2 separate regions of the Homo sapiens genome follow, and region 2 is linked to region 1. A link is a contact called in ENCODE Hi-C or POLR2A ChIA-PET data. All regions are on one chromosome and are shown on one strand. The core of a region is the stretch at or near the end of the contact, and the rest is flanking DNA. Distances in the headings are between cores, read along the strand shown. Region 1 overlaps MUSK (muscle associated receptor tyrosine kinase). Region 2 has its middle 170 kb from the start of MUSK.

Region 1 (6,525 bases), core at 2,481-4,980:
ATAAAAGAACAAGGCCTTATCACAGAAAATATGGTTGCATTGCAATTCTGATCAGATCATGTTCTGTGCTTTGTGTTCAGTTCTGGATATTCTCAAGCTTGTGGCAGCCAGTAAAAAGTAAACATGGAGGTGAGGATTTTGGAAGTCAGTTGCAAAAGAAAAAGTTAAAAATTGGAGATATTTAATGTGAAGAAGAGAAGACTACAGAGAGATTGAGTGCCTGTCTCCAAATATTTTAAGGACTATCATACAGATTATAAATAAATCAAAGAAATAGAGTGAAGATCAGTTGTTGACAGTTCTAGAGAACCAGAATTTAGTTCTACATAGCTAAATTGTTGAAATAATTAATGTATTCTACAAAGGAATTGAGAAATAAATTCAGGAGGGAAAATGGAATGTTTCTGTCAGAGATGCTCTAGAAAAGATTCTTTCATTGTGGGAGACTTTAGATTAAATAACTGTTAAAGTTACTTTAAACTCCAATTTTCTAAGAACTTGTAACTTTAATATTACCACAAAAATTACCCAAACCACATTTCAAATTATGAAATAATTCATGAGTTTTACACAGACACACACACACACACACACACACAGAGACACTGACGCTTCATGATTTCATTCGTGGGCAAAATAGTAGCTGATCATTATGGAAAAATGGTCTGGGACACAAAGCATGTATTCATTTAAATGTTAACAAAAAGTCAAATCATCAAGTGGCCTGGGTGATTTAAAATTGTGAACAATAAAATTTTTATCAATTAGAGCTTCTTAAGAATAATCAATTATAACAAATGTGAAAAGGTAGTGGAATTTATTCAAGAATGAATCAGTTAAACAATCAGTTAAGCTTTATTACACATGAGGTCTTGGAATTTTTTAAGAAACATTAGTAATAACAGAAATGCATCAGGTATAACATTCTGGCTCTGAAGACAGAGCCAGAATCAGATAGATTTCAGTTCAAATTCTGGCTTATCACCTTACTAGATGGGTAAAATTGGACACATTGCTTAATCTCTCTTTCTCATGTTGGGTTGTAAGTAAAATGGAGGACGTTCATAGTACTTAATTTTGTAGAACTATTGGGAGTATTAAGAGAGATAATGTATGTATCACACTAGTCAGTTTGGATTTGGGTACATTCATTGGGTCCTTTATTCTCCATGTATATGTATAGAAAGAGCAAAGATGGAAGGAAAAAGAGAATTCAAGAGAAAAGTAATTATTTCAATGATTAAGACAAATTAACCTTTTCTCCACAGAAGCTCTGAAATAGAAGACAGATTCACTGCTGAGTGTTTCTGTAATAAAGTATGTGAAGTCTCACGGAAGAGAGGAATAGTGTAATCCTTGCTTACAAATAATGTAAATAGCACAAAGGCATTGCCTGCTCAAAAAGATGTTTCACTTCAGCCAAAGAAATTATAAAAAAGAAAAACTACTGAAATTCTAGTCCCTATGCTCAAGGAAGAAGAAAATAATGCAAAGATAAACAAATGATTAACAGCTCTTTTGTGACCCCTCCAAATGAGCTGGTGATATTCTTTAGAGTTTACTCAGAAATCAAGACACTCTTTGGAAAATACTTAAGGTCTTTACACACCCCTATAAAATATGGGACACTGCCTAATAAGGATGTTTTCTTTGCTCCACTATTGACCTGCTAAAGCCAACTCTTTTAATAATAATTGCCTTAACTCAAGGAGCATACTTTCAGATATTCCCTGCCCTACTTTCAGTTTAAATGGTTAGTTCATGACATTAGGAGCTCATTTTCTTACATGTATCGAAGATTTCATAAAGCTGTTTTTTAAAGACTAGAAAATTTATTATTGTAGCTAGTTTGTGCTGCTCAAAATTCCTTTATAATTAGTGTGAAAGGCAGAAATGTGGATGCTTTTTTGTGTATTGTTCCTGTCTAATTTAAGATGAATGGTCTGGTCCTTCCACACAGCAAACCCTCAATGAATGTTTGAATGGATGAGTGAGCAATCGATGGATAACAAAGAGCACAGTAATCAATTCAAAGTCCAATCAAAGTAAACTTTGGCTGCTCATATAACAAAGAATTGAAATTTTTTTTTATTCCTTCGATTTGGGAATAACAATTTGACAGGCTACCAGAATAATAGATTTTTAAGGTTTCCATAACTCTTCTTGTTTAATACCTCTGAGTAATTCAACTAGGACCAGTAGCATTCTTGCTTTTAATACTTTTAAGTGTTGGTCCTTTAAGCAAGCTGGTAAAATCAAGTCCTGGCACCTAGTCAAATGCAGAGGAGATTAGGGCTGGAATATGTATTACAGGAAGTAAGTGTGATTTAAGCCTTAGAACGCTGAGACCAGAGGAAGTTAGTTGACATGAAAAGCTTTTCTAATTTCATCCTGAGGATTTCTGCATTCTGACAGGTTAAAGCACTATCTGATACAAGTTATTTTGTACGACATCCCTTTTCAAGCAACCTTCTTGAATTCTTTCCCAGAGATTTTTGTGATGACCTTTTTAAAGCCATTTGATTTGATCCTATAAACTTTATACTGGAAATCAGCTGTCTTAAAAAAATACCTAACTTCCAAAAGAGGGATCTATTGTCACAAATGAAGATCATGAATTGGCTCAATGAAGAAATAAATGTTGGGTTTCATCTATACATAATTAGATTATACTGAATCAAGAATATAAAATCAAAAGGTGACATTTTAAATTTGGCTTACTTATAGCCATATAAGAAATAAAACAGACTAAAAACCTTGAGGTGGGAGATAGCATTTGTATGACTCACTAAATATGGTACTCTCTACGGTCTAATTAAAAGTTATAAACTGAGACCTTCCATGATTTTCCCTCATGTTATACCCTGGATGAGTATGGTGAGAAGACTTTGAGAGCGGCTGTACATTCTGTTCTGGGCATCAGGAAATATAAGTGTAAACACACATGCATGAATCCAATTACATACACATAAGGTTTCAAGGGCACAAACACAATTACTTACTTTTTAGGTTTTCTTTGTTATAATCTGAAGGGGAAAGGATAAAAATTTGTTTTAAGTGAGCATCCAGATATCTCACATATTCTGTGAGAGAGTGAGTGCTAAGAAATGCAAGTTCTCTCTCAGCTTTTTAATATACAACTGGAAAACATTCTTTGCATTCGAATGTGAAAGAATTGGGTCTTTGAAATTAAACCAGCTGTTAGGGATAACAACATAGTTCCTTACAAACAAAGTTCATTAAAGCAACATGAAGCAATTCAATTTTGTTTTGTGAGATCAGCATTTTCAAACATGTGTCTTATTTTAGCATGCTTTCTTGGCTAAGAAAAAGGACTTTATTCCTTTATTCCACTCTGCTGACAAAATATAAGATGTTTCTTAGCCATTTTTCTACACACTCCAGAAAATGTTACAAGCTCTCATAAGATTCCCTATGAAAGAATCTAAAATGTCAAGCAGTAATTAAAAGTGCTGTTTCATTTATTTTAGAGCAAATGAAATAAATCTTTACGCTAATCTGTACAATTAGGATAGCATTAGGATTCCGCTAGTAGGTATCTAAGGAAGGCAGAACTCAAAAAAAAAAAATTAGAAATGCCTAGAAATATTAGAAGCTTTAAGTTCACACCTTAGTTTCTTCAAAATAGTAAATTTCTCTTAACCTCCAAAGTCTTGGGAGAACTCTGTGTTACCTAGATGTGGCAGTCTGGCACAGGCCGTGGGGTCCCAATGCATGCTGGGAAGCTTGCTGCATTCTGGCACGGACAGCAAATGCATCTCGGATCTGTAGAGTCCTCTGTGGGTCTTCTCTTCCATTACCAGCCATTCTTTTGCGCAGAAGAGCTCCTTTACTGCCAAGCAGTACTCTCTAAAATAGTATATGGAGAACAAAACTTGATGAATCATTACATGTTAAAGCAAATTTGTGGCAGAGCCTAAATTCTGTGTTTTCAAGACATCATCATGGTAAATTGTTCTTGAAAAAAGCGCGTTTATGAAAGAAACTTTTTACTGTAAATAATATGAGACCTCATGAAATCTAGTGTACTGTCCCGTGAGATGAAATGCTATCTCGTTTTGTTGTGAAACACAATTAATGCTAGTCTAAGGGAAAAAAACGTCAAATTTAAAACGTATTAGATTGGGAATCTCTGATATGTCTTCTCCCAACTTCATATTCAAATAACAACACAGGTAGAGGAAAAAGGTATACAGAGTTTAAAAAACACACCTACTGAAAGTCAGGATCATTGTCAACCAGTTTCCAGCTTGGAAGATTTTTCTATGATCTTGGGGCTAATGGGTAGGGCTCGAGGAACACAGTCTGGGCCTCTGTGTGCTTTGTCCTCTGAAACAGAACACCACCACCTCCCTGGCAGCTTATAGGAGGGCATCTGGGTCCTTACTCAGCCCTTACTTTGAGGCACGGAATCCTGTCCCATTGCTCTGCGTGCTTCCATCTGAGAAAGCCAAAGTATTATCTGTTTGAATATGAAGCTGTTATGTTCATCTACATGTTGTATTATGAGTGAAGGGGCTGAAGAAACACTAATTGGACTACTTGGAATTTTGCAGATTAGTATTTGTTTAAGCCTGATAGAAAATAGGACAAACTGCATAGGAAAAACCTGGTTAATTTCAAATTAAGGTATTTGGGGTTAATAATAAGAGGAAATTAAAGATAATTAAATAAATTAAACATAATAATAGCAGATGTCCTTTATTCAGTATCTGAAGGATTCAGAGAGGAGGAAATTGTAAGAGTGTGTGTGTGTGTGTGTGTGTGTGTATATATATGCCACAATGGTGTCTTTTTTCATACTTATTCCCACACTCCTACTTTCCTAACTTGCCAATATGTGCTAATTGAGTATGCATAGAATAAAAGGCTGTGCATATGAATGTGATGAGATGCAAATATATTCTTATATGAAGAAAACAATGGGATTTATAATTCTTGGTGTGCGTAAGGGAGAAGGGAGTATAATGGGGCTTTCAAGACTTCTGAGCAGGTAAAGGACCTGAGGAGAGTTGCTTAGCTTGGTTCCACCCCTGGGTTGTATAAGCACATTTTTTTGCACGCAGACAGCATAGTTAAAGTGTAAATCAATATGGGACATATGAAAACAACTCCATACTCCACATTAGGCAGAAGAAGCAAATACCTGGGAAATTTTTTTATTCTAAACAGAAGAACACATTAATGAATGGCTTTTGGTTTGCTTTGTTTTCATTGCCATGCACTAAAGCATGCCCTCTATAGCAGAGTTTTTCACAAGAAAAAACAAATCAAGATGAACTATAGACTAAAAAGTAGGATAATTTGAACATGGAAGTAACTACAGAAAATAGAAACCACAAAAAATAAAACCAACACTTAACAATCTTCATTGAAAATAGAAAACAAATGGCACTGCAAGAAATAAACAAATTTGAATTAAATATTCAATTGAATGCAGAAAGAAAGGACCTAACTGAATGCAAGAAGGGCTAAACAGATGAAAATAATGTGTGAAATAACTGATAAGGTGGAGCAAGTAAGAAGTTCAAAATCAAATAATAGTGTTTCTTAGCAAGAGAACCAGAGCACATAAAAAATAGAAAATAATCAAAGATGTGGTATAAGAAAACATTTTTAAGATGAAAAGGGCACAATGTTTAGGGCATATTACCCATTATTTTTATATTATTTATATTACATGAAAGAAAACAATGAGAATAAATCTATCCCCAAATGAATTTTACAAATATTTTGAATCTCAACAATTAAAGAAATAATCTTTCTACAATCTGGAGAGAGGAAAATGTTCCTTACAAAGGAACAAAAGTCAGGATTGCTTTCTTCTTCCTCTTTATTACAACATGGCCAGAAAATAATTGGTCAGAGTCCACAGTTTTGAGGATAAGTAACACAAGTGAGGAGAACTAACGCAAAAGCTAACACTTGTGTTAACACAGACTTAAATACCCAGTCAAAAACACATATGTACAATGACAGAATTTTTTTTTACATGTGAAAAACACCTACTCCAGCTGAATGAGAGATGAGTAAAGATGAGATGAATGAACAAGAAGTGAATTTAAATTAGGAATTTAAGAAAAAGAAATATTTTATTTGAAATGAATGACAATGAGTATCAATGATAAGTAACATAGTATAAGCTCCTCCAAGTATCTACTTATACATGATTATGAAATCAAATGTAAAAGCTAAGAATAATGTTCCAAAAATTGAGCATATGCAAATAAAATATAATTGAACAATACAAATACGGTTGATAATTTCAGGTAAAGTTTCAAAGAACAAGTGTGGAAGATTCAGTACAATTATGCTAACTTAATTAAGTCTACCCTGAACACCTTATTTTTAAAGTTACAACTTTCTCCTCTCCGTTTGTTATTTCTGGTCTTCCTTAAAGCATTCCTTTTTTCTTTTTCCATGACATTTAACACCTTCTAAAGTTATATATAAGTTGTTTATTATGTTCATTAATATATCCCAAATGCTCAGTGTAGTACTTGG
Region 2 (6,525 bases), core at 2,819-5,318, 60 kb before region 1:
CCAAATAGGATAGAAACCTTGAATTTGGAGATGAGGTCTGAAAATTTATCCTCTGAAAATGAAATAAAAATGAGCCTTCTCTTCTAGGCATACAAACACTCAATAAAAAAGTGAAGTGTGTTTGCTGATAAAATATTTCTAACTCTTCAGCAAATGACCAAGGTCTATGTTCAATCAAGAAAACCAGTCAGGAGTATATATAACTGGCATATAATTGAAGTAAACAGTAATCTTCTCAATTGTCATGTATCAGAAGGGCTGTAGTCTGTGTGGAGTCTAGAAATCTAAAGCCAAAGAGTGATTCATGTGTCTCCAACCCAGTTTGGAGAGGGAACTGTGATGGACTGGAATGAATAGTGGACCCCTTGGTAGAATATCCCTATAGGAATACTTGGGCAACATTTCCCTGCTGCTTTGCTCTCATTCAGTGCTCACTGAAAAACCTTTCTTTTTAAATTTTCAGCTTTTGTTTGTAGATATTATTTTATGTGAGACATTTATTATTTTTCATCATAAAGTTATATTCTTACATAAAATGCTTTGTAAAATAGAAATATTTTTAAAAATCTCTTATCTTCACTCAACTAAACCCCTTTGGGCATGTATTATCTTTTGTTTTTTTTTTTTTTTTTTTTTTTGAGACGAGTCTGGCTCTGTCGCCCAGGCTGGAGTGCAGTGGTGCGATCTCATCTCACTGCAAGCTCCCACCTCCCGGGTTCACACCATTCTCCTGCCTCAGCCTCCGAAGTAGCTGGGACTACAGGCACCCGCCACCACGCCTGGCTAATTTTTTTTTGTATTTTTAGTAGAGATGGGGTTTCACTGTATTAGCCAGGATGGTCTAGATCTCCTGACCTCGTGATCTGCCTGCCTTGGCCTCCCAAAGTGCTGGGATTACAGGCTTGAGCCACGGCCACCACGCCCGGCCTGGGCATGTATTTTCTTATCTGTTTTTTTTTTGTTTTGTTTTGTTTTTTTTTTTGACACAGCGTCTCACTCCGTTGCCCAGGCTGGAATGCAGTGGGCTCACTGCAGCCTCAACCTCCTGGGCTTTTAAGCTATCCACTCACCCCAGCCTCCCAAAGTGCTAAGATTACAGGTGTGAGCCACCATGCCTGGTCAGGCATGTATTTTCTATCAATCAGTTTTCTAGGAATATGTTATAAAATAACATTGTACAAAAAAATTTTGCTTTCTGTTTTTTCACTTAACATTGTATCATTTGCATGTCCTATACAGCCCAGTCAGGCTCAGAATCATTGTTTGTAATGTCTCCACACAAGTATCAAAAAGCTTGTCTTGTATAAACAACATAAAAGAATTATACACAAACTTTCTGTGTCACCATGTGAAAAGTTTTGCAATAGAGGTTTTCCATGTCAGCCTGTCTCTCTGTCACCTATGCCAGAGGCTGAATGGTCCTCTAAACAACGGCAGTAATACCTTCTCATGAGTATTAGAATTGGATACCCAAATTGCCTTTCTTGGCACTTATAGTGGGATTCACAGCCTGCCTGTTTCTCTGGGTTTGGCGATGAGTTTGGACTGTGGGCCAGTCTTTTTATTTTAGCGTCTTCCCAAGACAGTGCCTTTCTGGTTTCTTCTCTCACAGACAAATCCCTGAGCTACCATCACGCTTGCAAGACATAGGCTTCTAGAATGCTGAGCACTTGATGGCACCTAATGCCTCAAACTTTGCTCGTGGCAAAAACAAAAAACAAACAAACAAACAAACAAAACAAAACTCAGACAAACGCATTGAGAAAATAAAATTATTTCTACTTGCATAGTTTTTCAAGTTACTCCAGATTTTAAGAGAGCTGGGATCCCTGAATTAAACAAGGTGAAAGTTGGTTTGTTCATGGCAGAAAATCAGATGTTTCTTCACTGGATTGTCATATCAGTAAATAAAGGTTCACATATATATGTAGGCATCAGTTTTATAAAAGTCAAGGATAAAATTATTTTGGTTAGAGAATTAACAACTTAAGGGGAAGGGCTGAAGTCTTCATTTATTTGGAGGAATAGTACAAGGCAGGGTGTTATTACATTTTTAAGAAACTTTATTAGAATGCAGAGAGGATGTTTTTTCCCCTATGACTAAAGTTTGAATGGCAGCAGGTCAAGGTGCCAGTTTTGCTTCCTCATTTGTCTTGGAGAAGAGCTGGCCTAAAGCATACAGAGTGGCTATGGGAGGACAGAGAAGGACAAATAAACTACACTAAATGTTTTGGTTAATATACAACACACCACATAAGAAGCAACCACACCTCAAAACTGCACATACCAGTAAGGATTTATCTGACACGTCTTTTGGTCCTCTGAGGGTCAGCTGATTAGAGAAGTTCTCCATGTGTTTCTCATGATCATTCTGAGACAGGCTCAGACAGGTTCTTCTCATAGGGATGTCATTAAGTTTGTTTAAAAGGGTTTGGAACTGGCACATTATTACCTCCGCTTCTGTGCTATTGGCCACAGTAAGGCACAAGTGTGGGAAAGTCTACTTTGGTCATGATGAAGCCATGGCAAAAAGAGTGGTGAGCAAATGCAATCTATCACACCAGGGAAAGGGTAGACCTCTTTTGAAAGGAATGAATGAACTGATCCTAGAAGGATGAGAAAAGAATAAGCTTTGAGGTTTGGAATGGCATTCCAATAGAAGAAATGATTGTAGGAAGGCAGTGATACATGAAACAGCATGATGTGTTTGGGAAAATCGAGGTAATGATTGAGATGCAAGGGATGTGGGATTGCAGATGTGAGTCTAGAGGTAGAATAAAGCCAGACCATGAAGGGCCGGCATACAAAACAAAGAAGCTTAAATAACTCTAGAGCTATGGAAAAGCCATTTGGGAGTCTCAGACTGGCCTTTGATAAAGGTCATTATGGGAGGACTATGTAAGAAAAATTGGCATGGCCCAGCAAGGAGTCAGGGAGATCAGTAGAGAGAGCATAGAGGCTGTTTTGAAGGAGGTGTCATTCCCTCTTGAATTAAGGCAATGGAGGTGGGGATGATGCGGAGCGAGGGGCTATAAACAAGGAAGACTTGATAATCTAGTGTTGGAGTCATGAAAAAAGTTCTTGCTTTTCAGACTTGCTACTCAAAGGGTCATTCATAGATTAATAGCATCAACTTCACCTGAGGAGTTAATTTTCTGATTTGGACAGTATGGGGAAGGCATAAGGGTAGACGCTTAGTTCAGTTTGGGGCCTGTTGAGTTTAGGTCTCCAAGGTTTGTTCAGGTGGAAATGTCTTATCTATAGTTCTGGGTCTTAGGATCAATGTCTGGGACTTGAATCTATGGATCTGGATGAGGCTACTCAAGGAAAGGGATTTAAACCCAAATAGTTGAGTATGAAAGACAGATCCTAGATGCAAAGGATGAGATGAAGAATAAAGAGAAGAATCAGCTGACAGGTAAGCAGAAAACCAGAAAGGTGGTGCCATGAAAACTCAAGGAGGAAAGGTGATCAGCAGGGTACAAGGCCATGGAGAGGTTAAGTGAGATTTTAATAAAAGAGTGTATTGTACATGGGAACCAGCAGGTTATTGGTGACATTGATAAAGCTAATTTTGGTGGAGTGATAGGCTAAGTGTCTCAGCCAGGATCACACATAATATTTAAATGACTAATTTGAGACTTGGACCAGGGATTCTGACTCCAAGTCAGTTTTCATCTGGTGTACCTCAGCAGCTACTGATGTATTTCTAAAGATAAATTAATGGGCTGACATCTTAGCCACCAAAACCTCTGTGGGAAGGAGGCTGGTAAAGATGCATAAATGACTGGTTTATATAAAAAAAAATCTGGTAAGTTCATTTAGTCACAGCTCTTGGACATCCCAGAATAGCCCTTAGTTGAGCAGATTCATCTGGGCTCTTGGATCTGCAAAGCTGAAGACTCCCTTCAGCCTAGAGCCCTGGGGTCTCCAGCAGCCTGCAAGATGCTCCATGACATTTTTATTCTGTAATTTCCTTGAAGTCACACAGACTTCAAAGGACTCTGGAGCCTTTCTTTTTTCTCCACATTACTGGAGGTTTTGAATAGTAGGTCAGGGAAGACGGGAATACATGATATTGGCCCTTAGCTTTTCCACTCTTCCTTTGCAAAAGTTCTTCCTTTTTTTTCATGTGGGCAATAAATCCTATAACTAATAAAAGGTCAAATCATTATAACCTAAAGATCCATGAAAAATTTTCTCCTCTTCCTTCCAGTTAAAATACTGACACACAAAAATAAACTATCTGTCCAACATTGTGGTTTCAAGCATTTTTCCAGGCAAAGTAGGCAAGGAAAAAGAATGTAAAGAATTTAACTGGTATGCATTCTCGGGAGGTGAAACAGGACTTAATGATTTCCAGTTCATGGGGACTGTTCAGCCTGAAAGATGAATTTGAGCTCTAACCTTCCACTCCCATTGCCACTCCCACACACGTATATCTTTTTTTTTTTTTCACAGACTTTCCGTTTCTTGGATTACTGAAATATTGTATTACTAAAGATGATTTTGAAGTTGGTTTTATTTTTCTATTTATACAGTCTATTATATAGAAATAATTATTTTGCATTTTCTTTTTAAAGAGAAACCTCATTTTTCCTTTTACTTACTGACTGCCTTAGTTAAAACATGTAGAATAAATTTAAGTTAGGGTAATGGTAACAGATATGTTTTATTTTTTATTACTTACATATGTCTTTCTTGTGTCAATGTTAGGTGTTAATTACAGTTATTTCAGATAGACGTGTACACATTCTCCTATTCTTGTTTACTTGTGGGGGTCATCCATCTATTTTTTTCTGCTAGAGATAGATACTGAGTGCTTTTGGGGATAGTATTTTTTTCGCTATTATTATTGGTATGATATGTCATTTTGCTAGATATATTCAAATTGAACAATCTTTATATTCCTGGAGTAATTTCTACTTATTCATGAACTTTCATTTTTGTAATATAATGTAGTGGTGGCATAGCAGAGTAGTTAGGAGACTGTATTCTGAAGACAGATTGCCTGAATTTAAGTCCCAATTCTACTGTTTACTAGTTATACAATTTAGGCAAGTTTCTCGACCTCTCTCTACCTCAGTTTTCTCATCTGTATAGTGGGGCTATTCACTTCTACCATACAGCATTGTTGCAAGAATACAATAGATTACGGAAGTGAAGTATTGGTATGATGCCTGGAGTGATGGGGTGGTGATGGGCTCAAGGAAGTGGGATTTCTTTTTGGGGTGATGAAAGTGTTCCAGAATTGACTGTGGTGATTAATGTACAACTCTGTCAATATGCCAAAAGCCATTGCATTGTACAATTAAAAATGGTTGCATTGTATTATATGTTGATGCCCAAAAAATATTAGCTAAGAATATTAATATTGATAATATTTAATGTTGTGATTGAAAGCTTGGGTTTTATAACAGTGTTGTGTAGTAAGCTCAACCACTTGCTAGTTGTATGATGTCAGGCAATTTACGTAACCTCTTATGTGTTCCCTCATTGTAAAATGAAAATAGTAATAGTGTCTACCTTTTGGGTTGTTATGAAAAACAAATATATTAATACATTTAAAGCACTAAGAACAGTGGCTGTCAAATAGCAAGTTTCTAGTAAACGTTAACTTTCATTAAAAATGTTGGGTAACATTCATTTAGGATTTAAAATTTCTTTTTTTCTAAAATTTTTTTAAAATCTTTTTTTTTTCTAAATTATATTGGTTCCTCGTTCTTTTGTTTTTTGCTTTTTAAAAATAATCTCTTCTTGTAACAAAGGAGATACTCTATTATTGTGTATCTGCTTAAGAAATTATAAGCCAAACAAGAAATCAAATAATCCCACAACCACATTGTTCTGAAATAGTCACTGTTACCATTTTTATAGGCTTTTTCCTTCTCACTCTCATTCTCTTTCTTCCCAGAAATATATGTGTGTGTTATGTGTTTCGTTACATGTTATAAATTAAAATGTATATTACATGTAATATATCTATTAATGTGTACTGAATATAACACAATTTACAGGAGTAATTCACAAAATGAGTTTGTACCCCATAACTTGTATTACCTGATTTTAAAAATCAGTGATCTATTGTGAACATCTTTTCGTATCATTAAATATCCTCTAATTCTTTTAAAGAATGAGTGACAGTCCCTGTGATGTGCCATAATTAACAAGCAATTATATACTGATAACTTCAGGGTGTTTCCAATGCATGTTATTACACACCATACTAACATATAGCGTAATACTTCAAATACTAAAAAATATCAGTTTAAATGCCTAAACATATCTATATTTTGTTCTATTTTATTATTTGGTTCTTTATATTTAAGGTATCTGGGGATTATTTTGGTTTGTGTAAATTGGTCAGCTCACCATCTAGTCCTCCTCCTTCTAATGCCCTTCCTTGCACTGCACAGGCTGGAAAACTGAAACCTGCAGTTTCCATACATCTGTGTAACTAGTGTGGCTGATGTGACTTAGATTTTGTGGATCAAATGTACTTGAGTGAGATTTGATTTGGCAAAT

What was found. Hi-C counts contacts between places; a loop is a spot of excess contacts on that map. ChIA-PET counts read pairs that join two places held with the same protein, here RNA polymerase II (POLR2A).
Region 2: a map of astrocyte of the cerebellum shows a loop between it and region 1 (14-fold over the local background). The contact joins two enhancer-like sites. A Hi-C loop is called at or near these places in 3 of 168 maps with a recorded cell type or tissue (aorta, astrocyte of the cerebellum and endothelial cell of hepatic sinusoid) and 1 of 37 single-sample maps with no recorded cell type. POLR2A ChIA-PET finds 5 or more read pairs at or near these places in 2 of 52 experiments (AG04450 and HEK293T).

The regions. Positions count from the first base shown.
Region 1 is chr9:110,773,133-110,779,657 of GRCh38, reverse strand. MUSK (muscle associated receptor tyrosine kinase) reads right to left here. Exons shown (of 15, transcript NM_005592.4): 10 at 3,695-3,870; 11 at 3,003-3,026. All of the region lies in intron 2 of LOC107987115 (a long non-coding RNA gene), which reads left to right. Among named protein-coding and RNA genes, the nearest start is that of MUSK, 110 kb to the right of the region's middle. Within about 2 kb of position 3,730, at least 2 of the 41 ENCODE cell types and tissues checked have a DNase peak (open chromatin) inside an H3K27ac peak, as active enhancers do.
Region 2 is chr9:110,833,419-110,839,943 of GRCh38, reverse strand. No RefSeq gene overlaps it. Among named protein-coding and RNA genes, the nearest start is that of MUSK, 170 kb to the right of the region's middle. Within about 2 kb of position 4,068, at least 2 of the 41 ENCODE cell types and tissues checked have a DNase peak (open chromatin) inside an H3K27ac peak, as active enhancers do.